Regions from separate parts of the Homo sapiens genome. Here region 1 is linked to region 2. A link is an interaction called in ENCODE POLR2A ChIA-PET data of the cell type or tissue named here. Cell type or tissue: MCF 10A. All regions are shown on one strand. Links, peaks and the distances in the headings refer to the core of each region. The heading gives the core; the rest is flanking DNA.

Region 1 (5,840 bases), core at 290-5,289, 310 kb after region 2:
CCTCTGGATATCCATATCCTCAAGCCCGCCGGCAGAAAGGATGAATGGTGAGCACAGAGCTGGTGAAAGCAAGCTCTTTCATGAGCAGGGCGTGAGAGGACCTCTCCGGCTCCTCTTAAGGTGGGGGTGGGGCGCTTCGGAGTAGAAGTCGTTCCTCCTCTCTCCCACTGCCTCCTCTACCACACCGAACTAAAATTAACCCTCAAATTTACAGGGAGTTACCCAAAAGATTGCTCCACAAAAGGCAACCAAGAAGGGGGCTGGGTAATAACATTAGAAAAAATATCTGCAATGCCAAAAATAATCACTGTGTCATGAGAAAACAGAGCTGGACTGCCTCAGAGGCCAGCACTGGGTATATACAGGAAGGAGGGGGCAGAAATTCCCCTGGCAGTGTCGTCAAACATTCTGGATGGAAAAAGGCGGGTGGGGGGCGGGGGTGCACATAACCGGGACAGACAGTTGTCAGAACTCTTTTCAAGTACAGAATATGATTTTAAGGGTCAGTTCTCTCTTCTTTATTTCAGACACTTTAATTTCAAAGAAAACATTTGTTTAGACTTTTAATCAGGACTGATGCTTGATCACATGCTAATAGTGAAATATCCTAGGATCTGCCTTACTAATCCCAACATGTTGCCAGAACTTCTGGTTCCTGGAATTTAAAGTATTTCAAAACAGCAAGAGAAGGGGGAGAAAGCACGGGATCCCTCACTCTCCTACCCCCATCCTCATAACCCCTTCTCCCCTCCCTATTAAAAAAAGGAAAGCAAAGAAAGAGGAAAAGTGAAAGAGGAGAGAGCTGGTAGAGAATCTGTCCTGGGCTTCCTTTATAAAGAATCCTGATCTGAGGCCTGTTCACATGGTCACATGTCTAGTATTGTGGGATCTGATTCATGCCACAGCGCGAACACTTGCTTTCCCCCAATTCTGCCCTCTCTTGCTCTGATGAGAAGTGAGATGTCTGCGCACATTTCCATTCCTTTGTAAAGAAGTCATCAAAAGCCACAGGAAATGCTAAAAGTCTTTTCCAAATTTATTATCATGCTCTCAAATAACATTGAGCAATTTGGGAAATAAAACTGTATTTTTCCCCCAGCAATGGCTTATTCCCTCTGCTCATTCAATATATATTAATGATTCTCTCTTCCTACGATGGGGCTGTGAGCAGTAGAATGAAATGTGGAACAACTATGCCTGACCTCAGGGAGCTTGCAGAGAGGTGAAGAGCCAAGTCCTGAAGAATGGGCTGAACAGTCAGGGCTGTAGGAGTTTGGGAGGAGAAAGCCTGCAAGGCTGGAGAAGACAGGGAGAACTCTGCTGGAGGTTGGCTTTGAAAGAAGAGCAGGATACAGGGAGGCAATCAGGATGGCAGAGGGATGACAAAGACACACTGGGAATGGGCAGAGGTGCCAGTGGTCGGGAGACAGGCTAGAGAACAGGGAGCAAGGCATTGAGAATCTGGGTGGGGAGAACGCATTCATTAAACAGACCTTGTTGAGTATCCATAAGGTGCCAAGCACACGAAAGGGCTTTAAACAAAAGGACAGGTAGCTAAAGTCAGATGCCCGGATAATTGCCTAGCCTGTTGTCTGATTAGTGGCTGAGGTGCCAGGTGGTGGGCAGTGCCAGAACCCAACCTCCATGCTCCTCCTGCTGGTCATGCTTTGGCCCTGCTGGACAGCAAGTGTGAGAACCCCTCTTTTCTTGGCACCAAAGCCAAGGAAAATGAAACCCTCTGTTGGAAGCTCTAAATATGGCAGCAATTCCTGGGCTGCCACAGGCTGGAGCCTCAGCTCAGTCCACAGAGACCTCCGCAAGGCATTCTTGCTGAACAGTAACTCATAAATGTTACCCATGGGATGAAAAACAAACTTCACCCAGGGCACACGCCTCCTCTGGCTCTGGTGGTGTTTTATTTATTTCCACAGACCTTAGTCCCCATCTTCTGTTTGTTTCCCTTGCCCCTCACTTTCTTTACCACTGACCAAGAATAAAATTTGAGTCAGATCTTGGGGCAAGGAACAGCTCGCCAGCCCACCACTCTTTCCCCAAAACCATTTTCAGCTTGTCGCTCCCCCATTTTAAAATGAAAATTGCTCCCCACCATCCTCATGATGAAGTCCAAGCTGGACGTGCTCCTTGAGGTCTCCCAGCCCTTTCCAAACTTAGCTCCTACGATCCTGTAGCTCCACGCTTACTCCAGCCAGACCACACTATGCCCTGCCACCCCCAAACTCCGCACCCCTTTCTGCTGCCCAGCCATGTCCCCAGTTGATTTGTTCCACCTGAAGTGCTTCTTCCTTTCTGACCTTCTAAACCCTAAAGTTTGAGAGCCAACATAGGCCTGCCACCTCCACAGAGGCTTTTCTGAGCATCTTACCGAGCCTACACTGGTGTCTCCTCCTCACTCCTGCCTGGAACACTTAGACAATCTGTGCTACTTGACTGCAAGGCACCGTCACCTTGTTAGTCCTAGTTTTAAGGTTCTCTGAGGGCACAGGCAAAATGTCAAACCTCTCATGTATCAAAGTACCTTACTCCAACAATAATAGTGTCATACAGCCCTTTCAGTTATGGTATGGTGAGCTGGCATGAAGATTAAATCAGTCACGGTCCCCCAGCTGTGGGGGTATTGCAGAGTTCCAATGCTTTAGTGCTTCCAGTAGAAAGTGGATTAATAAAGGCGAGTGATGGTGGCTATATTCATCACTAGGTTGCTTAACACCCCATGACTCCTCACTGTCCCCAGGAAACAAATCCCTGTATACTAAGGATGTTTTCACACAGAAGTAGCTGGCTGTGCCCGCTGTCCACATCATGGGTGTGTTTCGTGAGCCAGCTGCTAGTCAGCTCTCACTGACACAGGTGAACAAGTCCGGACAAGGGCAGACCCCTCCCCTCCTGACCCGTCCCATCCTTAAGAGGCCAGGGAGGTTTCTGCCTCAGATCCCACCTCCTCGACACTACAGAACAATCTGTTGCCCAACACCCGTGGCCCAGAGCCCTCACCTCACATGTGTAGGTGCCCTGCTTGGACTCAGATTTCTGGCAGAGGATGCCAGGGCTTGGCCAGGGTTCCACCCTTCTGGTGATATAACATAGAGGTGAGAAAATGGGCCAAGCCCCAGGGGGAAAAAGCCACTAACACAAAAATCCTAAGAAACAAAACAAAAATGAAAACCTAATGACATCCCTAAAGATCAGCAAGTGGGGCTAAAGAACAGCCCACACTTTGGAAAAAACACTGTCCATTAGCCCAAACTTCAAAAAGTCCACTCTACTCTACTCCTCCGCCTTTGACTTCCCTGCAAGACACACATCAGACGAGGAGGGGGTTAACAGAACCCAGCTGCCCCTCTTATCTGGCTAGCCTGCTAATGGCGAATCTCTGCTACTGAGGTCCCGTCAGTGATTTCTGCAAATCACTTTTATTAGAGATAATGTCATCTTTACTTCATTATCCAGCCCAGCAGCCAAAGAGAAAACAAGTTGATACACACACACACACACACACACACACACACACACACACACACGTATTTTTTTTTTTTTTTCTGTGAAACACCAGTTCTGTCCATTAACACTGACAGGTGACAGGGAACTGAAACTCCTGGACCATTCTTATAAGATTTTGGTCAAAACTTGGCACTTAACCCTCTTTTTCCTGGGACAAGCAGAGCACACCCCACAGCCTCTTCCCCAGAGCCTCTAAAGCAATGGTTGGTTTCTGTGCGATGCTCATTGCCCTGGCAGCTGAAGACAGGGCCGCTGGTGACACCATGGCAGGCCGGCCTGCACACTCAGTTCTGTCCAGCAGATAAAACAGTTGTATAACACGCAGGCAGGTGAGTGCAGGAGCACTGCTAATTCTACTTTATGCAAAGCAATAATTAACATGTGAGTCAGCAGCAGAGAAAGACTTTAAGCCCGGGGAAAAAAAAACAGCCTGAAAGTCCTGAAGCCTCAGAGGCAGCGCCGTGTCTGATTAAACGATTTAGAAGATTAGAGTGAGTGTAGGGAGACCTAAGTGGAGGTGGGGTGTGACTGCAGTGGCTCTCCCTGAGTAGTCTCTCAGCTGTGTCCAGGATACTCTGAATTTCGGTGCCGGTTGGTAGAAAGAAAAGGTTCATTTTTCCAGAATCAACTAAGAAGTGGTCTTTTCTGTCTCTCCGCTTAGTTATTTCCCTTAATTATTTTTAAACCTCGGAGCTTTGGCTTCATTGGAGTGACGTCTGATGGCCACAGAGATTCTGACAAATGCATCTGTTCTTTTCCCATGGTGGTCTGCCAAACCCCACAACTCTATGCCACCTAGAGGAAAGATCTAAAGCAGTCAGAGTTCTAAAAGGCCACCCTTACATAGCTAAAACAGTTTTGTTTTGTTTTAATGAAAAAGTACTTCTTGGCATTTTAGCATTTTTGTAAAAAGTATGGCTCCTTGGAATTTAAATCACATCTGGTCTTTGTTTGATGAGCCAGGGCTTTCATTTATTTGACAGTTACTGAGTGTCTACTACATGCCAGGCACTGGGGATAGAGAAGGGAAGACAGATCCCTACCCTCCAGGAACTGACAGCCCAGTCAGGGAGACACACTGAGCAGACCAGGCCAAGCGCATGTGCCATGCAGATGCAGCAGGACTGCCCGGGCTTGAGGACTTGGACACTTACTCTATGACCTGGGGCAAGTTACTTAAGTTTCTCTAAACCTCAGCGTCTATGAGTGCCTGCCTTACAGAGCCTCTGTGAGGAATAAATAATATATACATGTATGCAGAGAACCATGCCTAAGAAATACTACACACTCAATAGTGTTGAGGCCATTGCTACAGAAGTCAGGAGCAAGTGCTCTGGGAGCAAGAAAGATGACATAACCCAAAATGGGGAGGAAAAAAAAAAAGACTCCTCAAGGGTTTCCCCAGTTGTGAATTTAAGGACAAAGGAGAGTTAGCCAGGACAAGGAGGTGGTAAAGGAGTCCCAAAAAGATGGGGCAAAATCAGGCCCCGTGAGGCTATGGTTGTAGGAGGACAGGTCTTGCCAACAGGGGCTGAACTCCAGAACAATGCTTGGGACCATCCCTCCTAAGGTGTCCCAAGGTGCCCTCAGCCGGAAGCAGAATCCTGGTTTAGCTGAACCATGGGGCAACCCTATTGTGGCATTTCTTCTATTTTTGCATTCCTTGTGCTTTGACAATGAGATGATTGTGTGGATATTACAAGAGGTGATTATCTCCATGGGCACTGAGCCTGTTTTAGCGCAAAGACCTTGCTTTGCCAGAGCCAAGACTTCTGAGGTCACAGCTAAGTTGCCAATTCTAGAGAACTTCTGACAAACCTCAAGGCCACTGGGAACCCTGCTCTTTGCAGGATGGCTTATTTTAAAAGATAAGCTACACTAAGTAGGTGCTGGGCAGAAGGTAGCCTGGACTTGAGAGAGCCTCAGTTCAGGGACAGTGCACTACCCATCTATGTGTGCCTAGCTCTACGTGTAGGAAGAGAAAAAGACAGCCTGTGCTATGAAGCGATAACAGCTCAGAAACGGAGCTGGATTCTGGATTCTGTAAAGCCTTTTATCCCAGATCTCTGTGGGAATGGGGGTGCTTGGTGAAGCTCATGCCATCACGGGGGTCAGGGGCAGAGGGCACAGAGCTTGTTTGATTCTGTCATGATTTAAAGCATTAAGATGGAAACTTGGAGGGAAAGTTTCAAGAAAAGAGAAACAAAGTATTACTGATGATTCTGCCTGTTACAACAAACATGTGGCATCACAAACGGTCTGGAACCTCAATCAGAATGTTCAGCAGTTACACATTCTTAGTTGGATTTAAGTCATTCTGT
Region 2 (5,840 bases), core at 269-5,268:
CATATGATCCTTACTTCCAGATATAAAAGTTGAGAAGGCTGGTTACCATAGCAACTCACCTTCATGAAGTCATTTATAAATTCAATTTTGTAAAGTGACAATATTATGTACTGGCACCTGCAAAACTCCATAATGTTTCCTTTGCTTCCATTCTTGCCCCGGGCGATGGTGCCAAGAATTGTCATAATCTAGAGAAGCAATCAGAGTTCTCAAGCTGCCTTTCGGTCTGCTAGAACAGAAGGTGCTGACAGGGGTGGGAGTAAAGGAAGGCCTCCTTTCAGTTTACTAATTCTGCAGCCGCCCTTCACAAACTCCAGCAAATATTTTGCGATGTTGCAAGGTGTTACGAAAAGTGAAAAGCAAGCTGTGATTCAGCTGGTACGAAGACTTTGCAAACAAAAAAGAGTGATCTGTTTGCAGCAGACTATTACTTCTGCCAGAGCCCACAGACTGGAATACTAAAAGAGGAATTTCTGCAAGACATTGCCATCATACTTACTGGATTTTCAAAACAAAACCAATTTTAAATTGTTTGGCCTGGTAGGTTTCACCTTGTGAACCTCAGATTCCTGGGAGCTGTAGAGTCACTGCAAGGGATCTGCAAACCAGCGTGCATGTTCCGTCTGTAGAGTGAATGAAAAATATGCTCATCCATATGGATTACTTTTCAAATACACATAAATGTCATTGTGATGAATACAAGAAATTAATTTGCAATGTTAGTGAAGATACCTCAGCTCGTTATGAATTTTCGTAACTGATATTCAAAGTAGAGCCAATATCATGCTTGAGTTTAAGAAAACTCTTTTTCATGTTGAAAAGCAGTCTTCACACTTGTCAGATCACTTGTCTTGGTTCTTGGGGCAGAGGATATGGACACCTTACCATTAGGAGAGAAGCTTTCCCCCAGGATTGGCTCTGCTTTCACGGCATATGTTGGATAATATACCCACCATTTGGTTTCTAGAACCTTAACATTTGATAGGAAGACATTTAAGTGGCTCGTTGAGCCCTGTTCTTCCATGAGATACGTCATCCCTGAATATAAGTAAGATCTGAGCAGTGGACACAATTCTAGTCCAGACATTTATGTAAGAAATAGAAACTAATTTTGATTTCAAGCCTCCCTTTCTTTGCATTGTCAGAAACTTTATCTCAGTGAACTTGTGGATTTCAACCTCACCTTCCCCTGGAGTTGTATCTAGTTTCCGGGAGGGGGCTTCTGAGATGCAAGATGTGCAGAAAGGGAGGGGGGAAGGAGAGAGAGTGAAGGATGTGGTCCTCAAGATCATTCTTCCACACTGGTATTTATTGAGACATTCTTCACTCTTGTCTGTGTGACCCTTTCGGATTCAGGAGCACTCTCCATTTCTCTGATGTGCTCTTGGGCATGAAGAGACATGCTTCTTTCTCACTGGGGCATGGGAAACTTTGCACATCTGCCTACGTTCTCTTCAGTGGGGACCCATTATGCACCCATTTCTCCTCTGGGGCTTCACTGAGGATGCAAAGAACATGTCTTTTCTGCTCCCAAGTCTCACAAAAACATCTGCAATTGTGTCACCTTCCCAGGGTGAAGTAGCACACAGGATCCAGAAACATCTCTGCCCTCTGTACCTTCCCATGAATTCACTTCCTCCCCCTAAGAAACTCTTTTCTACTCTTGTTATCTTTTCTTCCAAATATTTTATCTATGCCACATTTGTTTGTTTTTTCCTTCCCATAAGGGCAACTTCTGAATCCAAAAGCCAGGAACATACTTTTATTTCTCTGCCTCTTATTATCACATCTCATCTCTGAGATAAGGAGTACAAACCAGGCTAGCTGTCCAAATGAGGGGAAGGAAAAACGAGGTAAGGAATTGGCTAATATTATTCTGCTGATTAATATAGATTTCACGAATCTAGGGCCTGCAAGAAAGGAGGTCAGCCCCAAATGAAACCAAACACTGAGCAAAAAGTGAATTTTTCTAGAATAATTAAAATAGGACCCCCAGCATTGGTGCAGTTTTTCTACTGGCTGTTGGTATTTTCTGCAGTCGGGCATCCAGAGCTAAGTGCCTGGACTTCGGGCACAGTGCTGAATTAAAAGGATCTTTTCTAAAGATTGGGTGAACAATTAAAGCTCCATCAGTCGTATATAGAGGTGCTTCACAGCCTGTCAGACTTGGGTTTTGGAAGAGGAGGGATGGGAAGGGAAGAAAGGGAAAGCAACCTAAGTTTCTAGCTCCACAGTCTCTGCCCCAGCCAGATCCGAAGTCCCTTCATTCACTCATTTATCCTTTCATTCAAAAACCATTGAATTTCTATAGTGGGCTATATACAGGGAACAAGGAACTCTGTATTTTAGTCCTGGCAAATTCATCTAAGACTCTCTTTGAAAAAAAAAAAAAAAGACATGGTTTCTGGATTTAAGGCTCTCACAGTGTAGTTGGAGGAAGAGCCCATGCGAAGATAGGCAAAGTAGCAATTTCAAAGTTATGATGAGGAAAATGCAGGTTGTAGGTGACTGTGAGGCAGGACACCTAGCCAGTCCTTGAGAACTCAGAGAAGGGTTCCTGGATAGGCCAGAAAGATAAGTGGAAACTTGACAGAGGGAGTACCAGGGCTCTGGGGAAAGAGCAACCTTGAACAGGCTAGGCCACAGGCTAGACTGCCTCTTAAGTAGAAGAGGGCCCCAGGAGCAGCTGGTCTGGCTCTGAACCAGCCTCAGATTTCCAGCAGCAGTGATGACTCTGCATTTCAAACTTGGTGATTATGAACACACATTTTTCGGATTCAAAGGAGTTAGCTGCTACATGCCTGGGCAAGAAGATTCCATTTCCCTGTTTCTCAACTTGTGCTGTGTGAATCAGGAGCCTGTAGGAGGAACACGGGGGTGGAGGGTCCTTCACAATGAAAAGCCTCAAACTCTCTTCCCCCTCACATCTTGAAGAGAGAGTGGCAGCTGCCTTCGAAGAGCCTATATTCCAGGCAAAGATGAGTTTGTTGGCAAAACCATGTAGGAGGCACCAGAGTGCTAAATTAGAGCTTTTGCAAGCAATATATTTTTATCATTAAACTCTTGGCTAAAGCTCATTTGTTCCAAATGGGCTGCCTTAGAAAGTATGCTCACCTGAGTATGGGGTGAGGGCTTTGAAAATACAAGTTTGTTCCAAAAGATGCACAAAGAAACAAAATTAACATTTATTTTATAAAAGAAGGATAGTGTGAAAAGGGATACAGCTCTTTGGCTCACTAAATCATGAGATTAGACTATATTTCTCCTGCCACGAAGAGTGGAAAATTAACATCCTGTTTGAGGAACCTCAATCACATAACCTAAAGGCCAACTCCATGTCATGGAGACAAATCAGAGAACCGAATTTGAAGGAAGGCCCAAACATTGCAGATCCCACAGGAAATGATTACATACTATTATTCTTGAGTGAATGTAGTAATATAATCCTTGAGTAAATAATCAGAACAGACTAAGTGTATTTGCGTTAAACTGTAAACAATCATCTAGATCAAATTACTTAATATTTTAATCCATGAATGTAGAATAATACGTGCTTTAGCTTATGCCAATAGGACAATCCTTAGAGATGTCTGAGTTACTTCTGGCCATGAATTTAATCCACAAAGTGATTAAGAAATTAAGAAACAATAAAATAGCCTGGGAAAACAATGTATCACTACTGTGCAGCCACTAAGCTTCTGCATCAACCCGAGGATTTTCCACACATGCTCATCATTCCAGAACTAACTAAAACAGGGGTCAGGAAACTTTTTCTTGAAGGGCCAAGCAGTAAATATTTTAGGATTTGCAACTCTGCCATTGTACACAAAAGCAGCCATACACACTATGTGAATAAATGGCTATGGCTATGTTCCAATAAAACTTTATGTGCATAAATATGCAACTGGCCTGTGGACCACAGTTTGCTGACCCTTGATCTTGAACAATTGCATAGGTGTAGAAAGATGGTCCTTTTGGAGAAATTATGAGTTCTTTAGAGCTCCATGGCAGACCAATTTCTGTGGGGCTATATGGTGAGGGTGCATTAGTCCACTGGCCTGCAAACTGCACCCCCCTTTTTTTTTTTTTTTGAGACAGAGTCTTGCTCTGTCTCCCAGGCTGGAGTGCAGTGGTGCAATCTCGGCTCACTGCAAGCTCTGCCTCCCGTGTTCACGCCATTCTCCTGCCTCAGCCTCCTGAGTAGCTGGGACTACAGGTGCCTGCCACCACACCCTGCTAATTTTTTTGTATTTTTAGTAGAGACGGGGTTTCACCGTATTACCCAGGATGGTCTCAATCTCCTGACCTCATGATCCACCCACCTTGCCCTCCCAGAGTGCTGGGATTACAGGTGTGAGCCACAGCGCCCAGCCCCTTTCTTTATAAATATTATATAAGGAAGCCTTTATAAAGACTGATGGGTGCTGTCAAAGAGGCCAGATGACTCAGCAGGCAGCAGACTTGATGTGGGATTCAGGGAGAATTGTTAGTTTGAGGTATAAACCACAGGAATAACCACAGTAAGCCAATCCCATAGTCTTTTCACACTTTCACCTGGACTGTGGCTTTGTGAGGTAACATGGGGATTCTGTACCTGATACCAATTTCAAAAGTTAAGGTTGTACACCAAAAAGTTCCAGTTTCCTTTCTAACTAAGCAAATGTTTCATTTGGGGCTGGGTAGGTACATTTTCCTGCCATATGCATGGTCCCTGCTGAATAAACATTGCTTTGTAAGCCCCCCACCCCACCACTCCCCACAACCTATCCCCTGCCATAGTTGGCCACTCAGTTATGTGTAACTTGCACTCTGTCTTGAAAAGTGGAGCTGGGCCCTAGTTCTCTTTCAGTCATCTGAACTGAAAGCAAGAGGGAAAATGCAGGCAGAGACACAGCCAGAAGGGTCATGTGGCCTCAAGGCCTGGAATAGCCTCTAGGGGGCCTTGTACAAGATGTGTTCAATGAAAAAGCACAAGCAATATTATGAAAGTGTTTCCTGTTGCGGGAAGTCAGGGACCCCAAACGGAGGGACCAGCTGAAGCCACAGCAGAACATAAATTGTGAAGATTTCACGGACATCTATTAGTTCCCCAAATTAATACTTTTATAATTTCTTATGCCTGTCTTTACTGCAATCTCTGAACATAAACTGTGAAGATTTCATGGACATTTATCACTTCCCCAATCAATACTCTTATAATTTCCTATGCCTGTCTTTACTTTAATCTCTTAATCCCATCATCTTTGTAAGCTGAGGATGTATGTCGCCTCAGGACCCTGTGATGATTGCATTAACTGCACAAATTGTTTGTAAAACACATATGTTTGAATAATATGAAATCTGGGCATCCTAAAAAAGAACAGGATAACAGTGATTTTCAGGGAACAAGGGAGATAACCATAAGGTCTGACTGCCTGTGAGGCCAGGCAGAACAGAGTCATATTTCTCTTCCTGCAGAAAGCCAATAGGAGAAATATCACTGAATTCTTTTCCCAGCAAGGAATAACCCTGGGAAAGGAATGCATTCCCAGGGGGAGGTCTCTAAAATAGCCGCTCTGGGAGTGTCTGTCTTATGCAGTTGAAGATAAGGGATGAAATACACCCTGGTCTCCTGCAGTGCCCTCAGGCTTGCTAGGATTAGGAAATTCCAGCCTGGTGAATTCTAGTCAGACTGGTTGTCTGCTCTTGAACCCTGTTTCCTGTTAAGATGTTTATCAATGACAATGCGTGCCCAGCAGGACATGGAACCTCATCAGTAATTCTAATTTCGCCCTGTCCTTGTGATCTTGCTCTGCCATTTGCCTTGTGATCTTTTATTGCCTTTTGAAGCATGTGATCTC

The links. ChIA-PET counts read pairs that join two places held together with the same protein. Peaks named below come from ENCODE experiments on the same cell type or tissue, not always from the same donor. Only the 100,000 strongest peaks of a DNase experiment are listed, where the experiment ranks them.
Region 1: POLR2A ChIA-PET joins it to region 2 with 5 read pairs; 1 of 35 experiments calls an interaction of 5 or more read pairs at or near these places.

The regions. Positions count from the first base shown.
Region 1 is chr2:46,329,991-46,335,830 of GRCh38, reverse strand. All of the region lies in intron 1 of EPAS1 (endothelial PAS domain protein 1), which reads right to left. Among named protein-coding and RNA genes, the nearest start is that of EPAS1, 36 kb to the right of the region's middle. In MCF 10A, for the core only: no CTCF peak of the experiment used is centred there; DNase peaks (open chromatin) are centred at 930, 1,660, 2,890, 3,910 and 1 weaker place.
Region 2 is chr2:46,642,798-46,648,637 of GRCh38, reverse strand. It overlaps LOC105374584 (a long non-coding RNA gene), which reads right to left. Exons shown (of 2, transcript XR_940058.3): 2 at 1-623. Among named protein-coding and RNA genes, the nearest start is that of CRIPT, 29 kb to the right of the region's middle. In MCF 10A, for the core only: no CTCF peak of the experiment used is centred there; DNase peaks (open chromatin) are centred at 317, 2,787 and 4,487.